Linked DNA regions of Mus musculus: region 2 is linked to region 1. The links are chromatin contacts, found by Hi-C or POLR2A ChIA-PET in ENCODE. All regions are on one chromosome and are shown on one strand. The core of a region is the stretch at or near the end of the contact, and the rest is flanking DNA. Distances in the headings are between cores, read along the strand shown. Region 1 overlaps Ttc28 (tetratricopeptide repeat domain 28). Region 2 overlaps Ttc28 (tetratricopeptide repeat domain 28).

Region 1 (7,213 bases), core at 3,407-5,906:
CCGTGATAGCAACTGTAAAGAATTCAGAAGTGACTAGGAAGAGACACCAGGACTGTGGCAACTTTTACAAAGGAAAACATTTAACTGGGGCTGATTTAAATTTTTCAGAGGTCCAGCCCATAATCATCATGGCGGGGAGCATGGCAGCATACAGGCAGACATGGTGCTGGCAAAGGACCTGTGAATGCTACATCCTGATCTGAAGACCACTAGAAGACTGACTCTCTCAGGCAGCTAGGAGAGGGGTCTCAAAGGCCACCCCCAGAGTGACACACTTCATCCAAAAAGACCATACCCACTACAACAAGGCCACGCCTCCTAATAGCGACACTCCCTGTGGGCCAAGTATTCAAACAGACTAATCGATGGGGCCATGCCCACTCAAAAGATCGCACTAGGTAATAAATGCTAAAACACTAAGTATAAAGCATGACTGCATTAAAATTTGAAATTAACATTATACTCCAAAATTAAATATTTCATCACAGAGAAAGAGTAGGGAAGGGTCTGTGACATATTCTTATAAAAGTTATGTCGTTGCAAGACACAGATCTACAGGGTGTGATCCTTCCCACGAGCTTTCCAGGGGAGCCCCTTCAGAGAAGTCCTAAGAAGCAAGGTACTGACTGGAAGAAGGCAGAGGAGAAAGCAAATAAGAACAACATACCAGAAGAGGAACGGAAATGTCACAATGAAGCTCATTACTCTGTGTGCTTAAATAAACCAGATAAGTAAAGCCAGATTCGTATTTTATTAAGGTGCCGACTATAACAAGATAAACACATCATAAGACTCTCAAATTACATAATTAATGTAGCTTATGTGACACATTCCTATTAATAATCGTTTATCATGCATGAACAGTAAAATAACATTAGACAAGCAATGGAGAAATGCAATCAGAGGGGCTTCCCGACCTTCATGCTGGAGTCTTATTGACACAGTGCTATCTAACACTAATCCTTGGATTTGGAAAGCAGAAATCTCTTCAGAGTGGTAAATAAACATATTCCTCCGAGACTGGCATTTTGATTACTATCACCTCGGCAAATACAAGATAAAAACAATAATAAATAAATAAATAAATAAATAAATAAATAAATAAATAAGAACAGGGCACAGGGCATTCTGCAAGGCCAATTAGGTTGCATAAACCAAGCAAGCACAATACTGGAGCGAGTTCAGGTACTAAGCCTGGTACCTCATCTTAAACGTGTCTGTCTTAATCATGACTACCAGGGAGATTTTGTGGAGAATGGCTGCCCCCTTTCTGATGTTGTCTGTAAAGGTTGGAAGCCAATGACAAGATATTCTGGGGCACTTAAATAAGCCACCAGAGTCAAACCTAGGAATGGACTGAAGAATAGAGTGTAAGGACACAGCGGGAGCTACTTACTCTTACATAAAATAAGCACTTTTTGAGCAACTGCATTATTCTTGAAAACAAAAGAGATATGGTCCCTGAACTTAAGGAGCTACAACTCTACAAAGAGGCCAGATAAACACCTAAATTTACAAGGAGAAAGAAAAGATCCCAGCCAACAAAATGAAGTCAGCCCCAAAAGCCAGAATCTATTTATAGTCTGTGGCAGAGACTGTAAATGCTTACAATTCCCAGGTAGCTTAAATCTCTGTGCTCCTCCAAGAGGGAGGGGGTGAGGGATGGAGGCAGCATCCTGGTAATGGTCCTTGAAGTGGAAGAGGAAAATTCAAGTAAGACCTGCCTCCATCCTGATCTGACACCACACACACACATACACACACACACAAACACACACACACACACACACACACACACACACACACACACACACTGTCACCCCAGTGAGTCGAATCCCTTTTCTACACCAGTCCCCTTATTTGTGAAATTCAAGTAACACACCCTTTCCTTACTAGATAAGAACTGAACAAATGCAGACTAAACAGAGGTGCCTGGCACACAGCAGGTGCCTAAAAAAAAAAAAATGCTGGGTGCTACCTGAATGATGTAAAATATCATTTCAGCCACAAAGCCAGAGCAACTATTCAGAATCCTACATTTTTAATTAAGACAATTAATTAGAGTGTGACCGGCAAAGAAAAACCTGCTTGTATTTAATACATAAAATGTGATGAGTCTGGAGATAAGTGGACCTATGCATCTTGCTTTGGGGAAAACTGCTCAACTCTCAGTGAGAGATCTATTAGGTTTGGAAGTCCCACTGAGACTCATCCTGGCCTGTGGTGTAGGTTGGAGTGACATGGCATGGCCTGGCGTGGACCTGATGAACCATGTTGGGAGGCTCCTTTGTGAGAAGATAATCAGACCCTAGTAGAATACTGCATACTCACACATTCATAAACTTTGTCTTGAGTATTTAATCTATCAAATTAATAGTGTAAATCGGAGGAGATAATTCCCCTTCAGTCAATGTGCCCCCAGTTCCATGTTCAGTTAGAAACAAAGAAATCAGGAAATGATAGTTACTCAGTTACCAGTGAACCCAGAAACCCAGAATTCAAAAAAGCCCAAACTAGAAGTGGCGGACAAGACCCTCAAGATACCCAGCCACCAATCAGCCCCAGCCCTAAAGTCCAGTTGGGCAGTACAATTTGTGGGTGTTCTCCCTAGCTCCATTCAGACCACACAGTACAGCACCACTCTCTATGTGGGGTGTGAATAGTCTGTATGGATCCGTTTGGTAAACCACCTGACGTGTGACTATACCACCACAAATGTGTTAACAGACGCAGCCAGAGATCGTGGCAGTGGTATGTATGATCATTTGAGTATTCTGGAATGACTAAGAAAATAAACGGAGTCTGCTGAAGGCTCGGTGATGCCTGCTGGAGTGAATAGCATCTTTCCCAGAGTAGCTTTCACGTTCAGTGTACAAGAACTGCTCTCAAGCCACCAACAAATAATCACACACAGTCGGACAGCTCGGCCTCTATGAGCTCTCCAGACTGATATCTGGATCCTCATACCATGATGCCTTGTGACTGTGAATACAGAAAATAGACACAATCTCTGGTATAGCCATCTAAACGTCACGGCATGAGTAAATACTGCAGTGAATCTTAACACTTGAAACAGAATCTTCCAGAGTCCAGAAATCCACCTGGCTGCCAAGAATAATACTTCCGTGGTTCGAGCAATCCCAGTGCCCAGAGGGGTTTTCAGTGACATAACCGTATGAGTTACTACATGTTGAGTAAAATAGAAAAAGCAGGCATTTGTGGATGCACTGTTTGCAGAGATCTCTAAACTACTCTTGATGATTGCACAAATGTAGAAGATTGTAGGTCTATGCAGCATCTGTTTAAGATGTTTGATTATATGGGGTTTTCCTGTGTTCTCATGGGAGGAGGGGGCAGCATACACTTTTATATCAGTCTCATTGAAGGAAGCCCTATGATGAGAACCGAACAAATATGTGAGTGATTGTGGCTTTGGGCTGAGGTAGAAACAACTGCCACTGGATAAAATCGAATCAATTAGATACCAAAGAAAACCTTTGCATTCGCCGGCCTATAATGAAGCGCGGTTTCCTCGGCTCCCTGGCAGTCAAGCCAGCGCCGTGTCGTCTCAGTACTTCACACATGATTTCTATTTCAGTTCTGATGTCAAACCCGACATCTCACATCACGGCACAAAGAAAGAACCAGTTTAGCTAGTTGAGTGAAACACCAGACAGCTGCTAGCAGAGACAGGTCACGGCTGGGGAGGGGCACGGCACATTCAGCTCGCTGTGTTTTCCTTCAGAAGAATGTCAATAAAAACCATGGCCAAATGAGGTATTGAAGGGAAAGTCCCGCTATGCCGTAAACCGCTGGGTTAACCTAAGAGTGGCAGTCAGGCAAGTTTGCAAAGGAGAACCCTGGCCAAAAACACGGGCTGCCAAGAACTTGAAGAAAGCTGTCTTTCTCCCTCGGTGTCCCAAGGAAGGGACCGGTCCCACATTTAGAAACGTTATTTCGGGGACCAATAGCAATTTATTTTGATAGAACCACTGCATGTTTTTTCCTCCGGTTCTCAACAAAGGAGCCATATTAGGAAATAATCTTGCAAAAAGCAAAGTACCCCCTCCCCCTTGCCCACGATCGATGCACACACGCGGCGCACAATGGCCGGCGCGCCCGCACTCGCCCACGCGGCCGCAGGTCCCCGCAGCCTCCCCGCCGCAGCCCCGGCGCCCGAGGCTCGGCCGTCGCGGGGAGCCGCTCGGCGCTCGCTCCGGGGCTGCCCGCCCCCCAGCGGGGCCCAGGGGAAGCGGCTGCCAGCGGCCGGGACGCCGGTCCCCGCGGGGCAGGGGGCGCTCCGACGCCCACCTGCGGGCCTAAGCGGGGCGGGCGCGCCGCGGCTCCGGGCCAGCACGCGGGGCTGAGTCTCAGCTGTCACCCCGCCGGGCCGCGCGCGCCCGGAGGCGAGAACTTGGCGGGCGATGGGCGCACGGACCCGGATGGCCCCGGGGTCCCGCGGGGCCCCCTCCCCATCAGCCCCACCGCCGCCGTCGCCGCACTCACCTTCTTCCGGGGCTGCCATTTCATCATATTTGTACAGCCGACCCGGGACACATCAAGAGGTGGGCTGGGGGCTGGGGGCAGACGCAGGGCGGCGGCGACTGCAAGTCATGCTGCCTCCTTGCACCCCCTCGTTCTTTCCCCGATAGGACAGACAGTCTTCGTCTTCGGTTCAGCGCGAAGTGCCGCGGCCACCACACTCTCCCACGGGGCTAGGACGTCCCGGCGGCCAGAGGCGCGCCCGGGCCGGAGCGGGGCATGTTCCCCGACCCGCGCCTGCGAAAAGGCTCCAGGCAGGAGCTCTGGGATGGGCCGCAGACCCCTCAGAGCAGAGACCCACGGCAGAAGCTGCCACAGAAACCCGGCCGGGCTCCTGCCATCCAAGCCCCTCTTGGCGAATTCTCCTCTTCTCCAAAAAAGAAAAAGATTAGACAAGCAATCAAACCCTCACACGCAGCCTGGAGCAATTCCCAAAATTCTGGGTGTATTTCTCGTTTGTAAAAATTTAGCAAAGAAAATTCCAAAGATCTGTAATCAGAGCTTCTTTGCGCAGTTTTCTGCTTCTTAGACAACTTGGGATCGGATCTGCCCTTCCGAAATGTCCACCTTCCCTGAACCTAGTAAATAGGAAAACTTGGTTTGTGTGTTTAGATTTTTTTTTTCTTAATTCCCAAGAACCTAAGTGGGGAAAGGCTGGAAGGAAATCCTGCAAGAACCTAACTCCACAGCTCGGTCTGCACTAATGACTTCCTTCCCTTCAGTGCGAGCACAGCCAGCCCAGCTCCAGCCACCACAGCAAAGAGTTTCTGGGTCTTAGTGCCACGACATTTACACAGCAGAAAAGTGAAGCTACAGTTCCATATGCGTCCACAGGCCGGCTCCGAAACCTCTCAAGAATTCTTATATTTGTATGAGCTACTTGGAGAAGTAAAAGGGGCAAGAGTCCAAATCAAACTTCCACAGAGGGGCTGGAGAGATGGCCGCCGCGTGGCTAACTGTACTGAGGACCTATTCCCAGAGGACAAGCCATTGCCTGGGATTCGACCTCCACTGACTCCTGCATATGACTGTGAGACTCAAACAAGCAAAACACAACATAAATAAAATAAATTTTAAAATTAATCTTTTTTGAAAGCCCTAAAAATTCTGATTTAAAGAAGAGATTTGAGATCTCGATCAAAAAAAAGTTAATCAGAAACTTTATCATAAATAAACTTATATATACATTTTATTTGCTTCTCTAAATTAAACCGCTTTTTAACAAAGTTTTACTATATAAGTAAGGTGGGTCTTGAACTTGTGAAATCAAGCCATCCTTCCATTTCAGCCTCCTGAGTAGCTGAGCAGGAACTACAAGCACAGACCACCATGCTTGAGTAGCACTGATTGTATTACTATAAAATATTGCAGCCGGGCAGTGGTGTACACGCCTTTAATCCTAGCACTTGGGAGGCAGAAGCAGGCAGATCTTGGAGTTCAAGGCCAGCCGGGGCTACAAAGAGAAGCCCAGCCTGGAAAAACCAGATAGATGGATAGACTGGACAGATGACTGATAGATAGATAGATAGATAGATAGATAGATAGATAGATAGATAGATAGATAGATAGATAGATAGGCAGATATAGATGGCCTGAGTTTTATTCCTCTTTTGTGCAAAAATTCCATCTTATGGATGCTGACTAATTCATGAATACAAGATAGTATATAATACTATTATCATGTATTATCCAACACACCTGTTGACTGCCATTCCCCCTTAAGGTTATTTTGGTAGATGCTAATACAATTGGCATTAGAAATTACTATTCTACTAAGGGGTGCCCACACTGTTAACTGCATTCAACATTCTTCATCAACTATCAGAACTACTTATGCAGGGAATCTGATGCAGCAGGGCTGTGACTAAAACACCCCAAATAGCCAACCTCCAGTGACTCTCACTCACTCCACCTTCCATGGGAGGCTGCTTGCTCAACTGAAACACACAGACAGCACTTGAGAACTGGAAGTCAGACCCACAGGACCTTACTCCAGAGCCTAAGTCATTACACACTCAACACCACAGCTACATGCCACATAACCCTGCCATGTCCTTGCACAGCTCCAGGGACTGGAACCTGATTGGGGTGGTAAGGGAATGAGGAAAAGACAGATAGATGGACACCTGGGGTCAGATGGTCTGGGATCTCTGATGGAGAAACCTCAGCTCCCCAGAAGATCATTGTGTTTAGTATCTGGAGTTGAACAGAGGTGAGGTTCCTGCCTTCAGATGAGCAACGAGGTGAGGTTATTACAGAGAAGCAAGGAGGTAGGGCCCATGGTCTGCACCCGACCAAGGAGACACAGTTAGCAATCTCAGTTGGAGCAGTCTTTGCAGGCGAGCAGTCTTCAGGCCTTAACCATCCAGAGGAGAAAGCTATTGTGGACCTTTTCCACACACATCATCGACACTTGAACTCAAGTCCCCTGGAGAAGGCTGTGCCAACTCTCTGACCCTGAGACTCATGAGTCTGAGTCATGGCTGCGCCTGTGTCAAAGCACATACTCACTCACTCAGGGCTCTCTCTGTATACTACACACCCCTTGTCGTCACCGTACCCCGTCAACCCCTTTCCTGGGTGCTACAAACACAAGGAAGAGTCTGCTCCAAATCATGACTTCAGCCACAAAGAAAGCCAACATTTTCAGTGTACTGTGACATACTCAAAT
Region 2 (7,213 bases), core at 3,380-5,879, 160 kb before region 1:
CCCTGAGCTTTGGTGGGGAGACGCCAGTATAGCCTTACGCCACACTCATGGCCACTTACCCTCTGCACGCTGGACAGTTATGAGTCTCTGAATGAACCATTAGGCCCTGAATTTGTTCCCCAGTAATGCATTTAAAAATCATGAATTTGATAATTGTACTACGGTTATGTAAGAGACTCCTTATTTGTAGTGAGCAGTTATGAGTCTCTGAATGAACCATTAGGCCCTGAATGGGCTCCCTAGTATAATGTACTTTAAAAATTCTGAATTTGAAAATTATACTGTACTATGGTTATATAAAAGACTATTCCTAGTTAGTAAAAACAAACTGAAGTTCTTAGGGGTTAAGTTTTTACTCTCAAAAGCAAAGTAAAAAATATATGGAAAGTGAATATGTGACAAAACAGGGGGTAATGGCTGAACTTGGGGGTAATGGCTGAACATGGGGAAGGAATGGCTGAAAATGGGGGCGGGCGGGGCAGGATAATAACTGAACATGGGGGATGAGTGAGGTAATAGCTGAGCATGGGGGTGCTAAGATAATGGCTGAATATGGGGAGGAAAGGGGAATGACTGAAATGGGGGGAGGTAATGGCTGAACATGGGGGTATCATGGCTGAACATGGGGAGTAATGGCTGAGTGGAGGTAATGGCTAAGTGGGGGTAATGGCTGAGTCCGGGGTAATGGCTGAACATGGGGGATAACGGCTGAACATGGGGGTAATGACTGAAAATGGGGGATGGGTGGGATAATAGCTGAACATGGGGGGTGCTAGGGTAATGGCCGAATACAGGGGCACAGGGGAATGACTGAACATTGGGGGAGGTAATGGCTAAACGTGGGGGTATAATGGCTGAACATGGGGGTATAATGGCTGAACATGGGGGGTAATGGCTGAGTGGGGGTAATGGCTGAATGGGGGGAATAATGGCTGAATGGGAGAGTAATGGCTGAACATGGGGGGCAGGGCAGGGTAATGACTGAACATTAGGGATGGGTGGGGTAATAGCTGAACTTGGGGGTGCTAGGGTAATGGCTGAATGGGGGGGGCAGTGGAATGGCTGAAAATGGGGGAGTAATGGCTGAACATGGGGGGAGGTAATGGTTGAACATGGGGGGTGGGGTATGGCTGAATGGGGAGCTTTAGAAAGACAAGATCAAAATGAATTTGATACATGTGAGATGAGTATAAAATAGTGGGGAAAATTCTCACAAAAATCTTTAAAAACCCAGCCCTTAGATTTTTCTTTTTCTAAAAACATGTACTTAATCTCTTTGAGGAAAATGAAATGTGAGCTGGTTCAGTTAGCTTGAGGACGAGTATGCAAATCCTATGGGCTGTGGTCAACTGAAGGCAGTGACCTGGCACCGTGCAGTCACACCACCAGCTGTTCACACTTGTTCTGCCTGAGATAGTGCATAGGAACATGTGTGCATAGGAACGTATGTGCACAGGAACATGTGTGCACAGGAACAGGTGTGCTGTGTGTTTGCTGATTCCCACTCCAGATGATTTCCCCTTTAGCCAATTTCTGGTGCCAATTAAACGAGACCAATTTCCATTTTACTTAACCTCAGTGACCAGTAACATGGTGACAGGCGAGGAGTACTAGTAACAGGACAGAGCTGATGTCACCTGGTACACCACTCCCCAAACAACAGAGACTCTTCACCTGTTACAGAGTGGCAAGTGTTTCATGTAACAAATATATAACTATATCAGAAATTCAAGAGTAGCAACCTCAAAATGTAACTGGAAAGTAATTTTGTATCTAATCTAATAGAGAGGGCTTATATATTTGAGTCTTCAATTTTTCCCTTTATTTCTGTTTTATAAAAATGTTGGTTAGCGATAGGTTGGAAATTAAGACAGATCTTTAACTATAGAAAACATAGCAAGCCCTTCCCCTCTTGGGCAGGGCTCTTCTTCTTCAGCTTTGATGCTCCGATCTACCAAGTGACGCACTCCAGAGAGGCAGACAGCAAAGGCCCAGCTCCATCCACACATAGGCACCTCCAGGCTGGATTTGGAGGGATGTGAACTCACGGCCATATGGAGGGTGTGGCCAAGACACAGAGAGGACGGCAGTGTTGAGGAGGAGGACCTGGGTGCAGAAGAGATGCAGGGAGAGAGAGGGAGAGGGAGAGGGGGAAAGGGGGTGAGAGGGAGAGAGAGGGGGAGAGGGGGAGAAGGGGAGAGGGGGAGAGAGGGGGAGAGAGGGGGAGAGGGGGAGAGGGGGAGAGGGAGAGGGAGCACGTAGGCCCATGCTGTCTCTTAGCTGCTCATTCAAGAAATGTTTATTTAACATCTATTGTGTGGCCATCACTAGAGAAGCAGACTATACAAGAAGAAGAGAAGGCTCTGTCCTGGGGAATTCATGTTTTAGCACTGAATAAAAGACGGTTGACAATTATATATACTTACTTTACAGGGGGTAAGATGTCAATTATTGTCAGATAGATTCTCAGGTCAGATGGCAAAATGAGAAACAAAAATATGACAAGAATCACAGCCAGAAGCTCGAAGGCTTCAGCAGGGAAGGAGAAGAGGCTTGCAAGGGGGCCTGAGAGGCTTGATCACCTCCTCTCAAACAAGCAGGCAGGGTGGAGCGATGCTTGGTTTCCTCTCAGGAGGGCTGGCGGTGTGTTGGTGTGTTATTTAACTGCAGAGAGGAGATGCCTAAGCAAACAGCACACACACAGACACTCTGCCGTGCTCCTGGAGGACTTCATCTGACCCTGAGACTGTCCCCTTGCCACAGGCCACAGAGAAGGCAAATGAAACTGGGAAAGGCGTCAGCCAAGAAAGAGGAAGCTCCCTCCTCGGGCACCAGCTGCCTGCTCGGAACAGTCACATCTCTGCTTGCTCTTCCTATACATTATTCAATGTTTTTAATTCATTACAAATTACATCTAAATTTTCTTGCTCATGTTCATTTATGGGACATTTTAATCTTGTCATCTTTTTTCATGTACCGTGCAAGCAAGAAGAGAATATCCAAGTGCAACATACTCCTCAGAAACAAGCTAACGGCACAATTTCGTGTCAATTTCACAGCTCAGTGAAGTGAAAGGGATCTAGCGGCCAACCACACGCACCTAGAAGGAGGTCTACGTAGGGGCCTAGTCTTGATGGGGCCTGTGCCGTGCCTACAAGCAAAATAAGCTCAGCGGTAACATCATGTATTAAGAGAGAACACAGTTATCATTCAGACGCCCTTAGAGCGCTCTAAACAGAACGCAGAGAGGACGCCGGTGCAGGCTTCGTTTTCACAGTGTGCAAAGTTGTTCCTTGAAAACTGTGCTTGCATTCATAGGAGCTTCCCTTTAGGGCCTGGATAATGTTTAGAAACAAATTTTCATTGGAAGAGCCATAAAGCCGAGTAATTATGTTAACAGGTTCTGATGGGCTTAAAAAATCTTATAGCTGTCTATAATCTCAGGGTTCGGGAAGCAGAGGCAGAGGGATAAGGAGTCCAAGGTCATCCTTGGCCACATGGGCAGTGTGGAGTGCACAAAACAGAGAAACAAGCAAACAAACAAATCGACCCATACAACCAAAACCAAAACCAAAACCACACAGAGGACAGGAAAAAAAAAATCAGACTATATTTAACATAAAACCAGAACCAGTTCAAAGATGATATAGCTCTTATTAATAATTACATACCTATTCTTAGGTTTGGTGTGTGTAGGTGTGTGCAGATTCCCATGTGTATGGGTGGGTGCTTATGCCCCTCATGTGAATGTATATGGAGGTCACAAGACCATCTCAGCCATCAATCCCCAGGAGCCAGTGGCCTGGAACTCTCCAATTAGGCTAAGCAGGCTATCAGGAGCCTCAGATTCCCCCATTTCTATCACCCCACCACTGGGAATGTAAGTGCTGGCACAGTGCCTAGCTTTTAAAGAGACGTGTGTGTGTGTGTGTGTGTGTGTGTGTGTGTGTGTGTGTGAGTGCAGGTACCCACAGAGGTCAGAAAAGAGCATCAGATCCCAGAAAGCTGGAGTTACAGGTGGTTGTTGCCAGCTGCCTGAGATATGTGCTGGGAACTGAACTCAGGCCCTCTTAGCTAACTACTCTTTGCTACTGAGTCATTCCTCCAGTCCCAATCCTGGCTTTTGTATGTAGGTCCTGGGGATGGAACTTGGGTCCCAGCTTGTCAGAAGAGGCCACCAGATCCCCTATGATGAGGACTGAACTCTGGTCATCTGCAAGGGCAACTTGTACTCTTAAGCTCTGTCCAACGTCCCATACCTGGAAGATGGGTTTAAATTCATCTCTTCCATGAAGCTGGAAGTAAATACTGAATTCCGTTCCTAGTACAGTTTGCTAGCTTTAGTGGCAGGAAATCTTCATCTCCAAGGGCATACACTACGCCTTCCTTACACTACCTATACTCGCCTCTGCCAAATGAAAGACCGGGTGAGTTATAGAAGGCAGGTTCTCTAGTCACAGGTCTGAAATGGATTGTGACAGTCAGCAAGCGTGCTGGGGTGCTGTGCCCGGGAGGCCTTTGTAGGCTCCTGCAAGGCTCGTCATGTGACCTCCCATGGAATGCCTCACAGGGCTACTTGTTTCCTGTGTTTGTGCCCACGACGAGCACATGCAGCACTCGGAAATGACTGAGGTGCTTGGCACCTTCCACCCTAAGTTATCCGCCAAATCCCCTCGGCACTGAGACACAGAAACTCTCCCTACACTCAGAGAAGGAAAACAGGATCGGCAGAGCCCAACAACAGGCAAAACGGCAATCTGGTAATCGCTGCGGTTCAGTCTTCATTCCACTGACCTCAGAGCTCCTGCTTTTCTCACTGTGTTACTGGCCTCATGATAAAATGGCAAGAAGCAGAAAGACCAATTATCACAGATGAGAAAAATCAGACAGGATGGTGGGCTACACTGCGCCCGACTTCAGTGGAAATGCTTCTTTGAAAGGAAGCAGACTGCTCAGCCCAGTGCCTGGCCAGGAAGGAAATGACAGCCCTTGGATGCAACAGTGTGGTGTGGGAGGCGGTGGTCAACACCAGCAGCACTAGGCTGAGCATGAACACTTCCAGCTAAGCAGGATGCATAGAGAGCCAAGAGGCCAGCGCTCTTACAGCATGAAGAGTCGGGCCCCTGGGTATCTGCTAGGCTTCCAGGGTCAACATTCAGCAAGGGGTATCTCTGGTGACAGTTCCTGAAAGGGGACAGATGAGGCAGTCTATCTGTTGGCCAGCCCTCCTTGTGTGAGCTTTCTCAAAGCAAGGCAGTGTGGGACTCTGGCACCAGGATGCTGATGTAAGGCATCTGGGGCTGGCCTGAGGGGTTCTTCGGGGGGAGCTGTCCAGGAGCTCCTGCTCAGGTCAGGAGGCACCAAGGCTGGCTGCTCATTCCTGAGGCCCCAAGCTTGCAGGACAGCAGGACAGAGGGCAACAAAGTGCTGCCCTCAGGCCATACACATGGATGGAGGGTGGTGTGGTGAAAGCTTCCTGAGACTGTTCGAGGAGAAATGGAAAGGACTGGGTGATGAAGGCCTTATAAAACGAATGTTTTATCTGGACAAAGATGGGAGGGCGAGACCCTGTCAACAGAGGAAATGAACAGGTCGCAGAAGGACAACAACTCCATGTATGTAGGACGACAGAGGGGTTAGCCGTCTACAGGCATCAGCAATGGGTGAGGCACCCCCCACAATGGGTGTGTTACACTGCCACTTGTCACCTGAGAGCCTCAGCAGAGTAGACACACGCTCAGGTCTGCAGAGTCCTGCAGAAGTAACTAGTCAGTGGCTGCTTCACTGCAAATGAACTTGTGGATCGCTGGGAAACAGCAGCATCATCGTGTGACGGCCCTCTGGAAGGGCCTGGACACACTGTTCACTGCTTATATGTACAAGGGCCTAAAGCCCAGTCAGGATCAGTAAATGGCCTGTGATAAATGACCCCTTCAATCCTGCAGTGAAGCTGGGGACAGAAGGGTCTGAAGTGTCCCTAATGGGAACAGCATGTGTTCTTGTATTTGTATTCGCTCAACACAACACATGTGGTACCCACACACGGCTGAAACCTGCAGGAAACCTTAGCGCCCCCATCTATCTCCCTGACAGCTCTTACTGCAGCAGCCAGCCCTGAGATCAGGGGCCAGGCTGGGGGCTGAAGTCACTTTAATCTCCACAACTTTCTCAGGCTCTGGTTCGACATGGAAAAATGAGTTAGTTCCAGAGGTGCTCCTAAATTAAGGGAGACATTAAAATTTAAAATGAGATGCTTGCAAGGCTCAGGGATGCCAGACTCAGCAGTCAAAACACGAGCCGTATCTGCTGCCATCTCCGCCAGTGACATAAGCAGGTCACTTTGTTTCAGGAGTTAGTAAAAAGGGAAGAAAGGGTCTGGAACATGACCCCAGTGTTGGTTACAGCTCCGTCCTCCATAAATAAAACATTGAAGCCACACTGTGGGCCTTCTGCTGACACGCACATGGGGAGGGAAACAACCCCCCCACCTTCTCAGGCTGCAGGATCTGTTCTCGAGGCGGTGCGCAGAGGACCACACTTAATTCAAACCAGAGTGTGCTTACAGGTCTGTTTCCTACTGCTTCCACTCCTCCTGCTTCTCATCGTGGGAAGGACGGGCTAAATGTAAAGATGCGTGGGGCACTGGCGAAGGGGGTGGGGCACAGCCACGCCACTGGTTGCTTTTGCTCTAGCTTTATGGTGTGATTGCTTCCAATTAGGGAGACTGCACATGGTAATTCATGATAGGCAAGACTAGGGGATTATTTTAATTCCATAAGCCTCCAGATTTGTCTATAATTCTTTATGTATCCTAATAACTTATCCCCCAAAGAGAAGCAGGATAGCAAGACAGGGAAGAAGGCAGAGATACATAGAGATCAGGACAATGGCAGCCCAGGGTTCAAATCTGTGTTCCATGGAGGATTTGACCCTGCTTCCCCTCATTTGCAAACCGAGGGCGAGAACAGGATCTACCCCGCCAGGCAGCTCTGGGGATTAAGTAAGTGAAAAGATAAAGCCCTTGTTTCCATATCTGGCACGGAGAACACTCACTCCATGTAAGCTCCAATTATCCGTATCATCACAGTTATTTCTCGAAGCACCAAGTGACCCTCCAGCCCTGTCCACCTTAGGAACAGGTATTGCTAAATCCCCCATGGGTAATGTTTCTTTTTTTTTTTTTTTTAATTTAAAACTAATTTTTAATCATGCA

What was found. A loop is a pair of places that touch in the nucleus more often than their neighbours do. ChIA-PET counts read pairs that join two places held with the same protein, here RNA polymerase II (POLR2A).
Region 2: a loop to region 1 is called in a map of left cerebral cortex, with 2.3 times the contacts of the local background. The contact joins two enhancer-like sites. A Hi-C loop is called at or near these places in 1 of 37 maps with a recorded cell type or tissue (left cerebral cortex). POLR2A ChIA-PET finds 5 or more read pairs at or near these places in 2 of 5 experiments (Patski and embryonic stem cell).

What each region holds. Positions count from the first base shown.
Region 1 is chr5:110,976,699-110,983,911 of GRCm38, reverse strand. All of the region lies in intron 2 of Ttc28 (tetratricopeptide repeat domain 28), which reads right to left. Among named protein-coding and RNA genes, the nearest start is that of Mir701, 24 kb to the left of the region's middle. Within about 2 kb of position 4,656, at least 1 of the 3 ENCODE cell types and tissues checked has a DNase peak (open chromatin) inside an H3K27ac peak, as active enhancers do.
Region 2 is chr5:111,137,212-111,144,424 of GRCm38, reverse strand. The region is part of intron 5 of Ttc28 (tetratricopeptide repeat domain 28); the gene reads right to left. Among named protein-coding and RNA genes, the nearest start is that of Gm35628, 94 kb to the left of the region's middle. Within about 2 kb of position 4,629, at least 1 of the 3 ENCODE cell types and tissues checked has a DNase peak (open chromatin) inside an H3K27ac peak, as active enhancers do.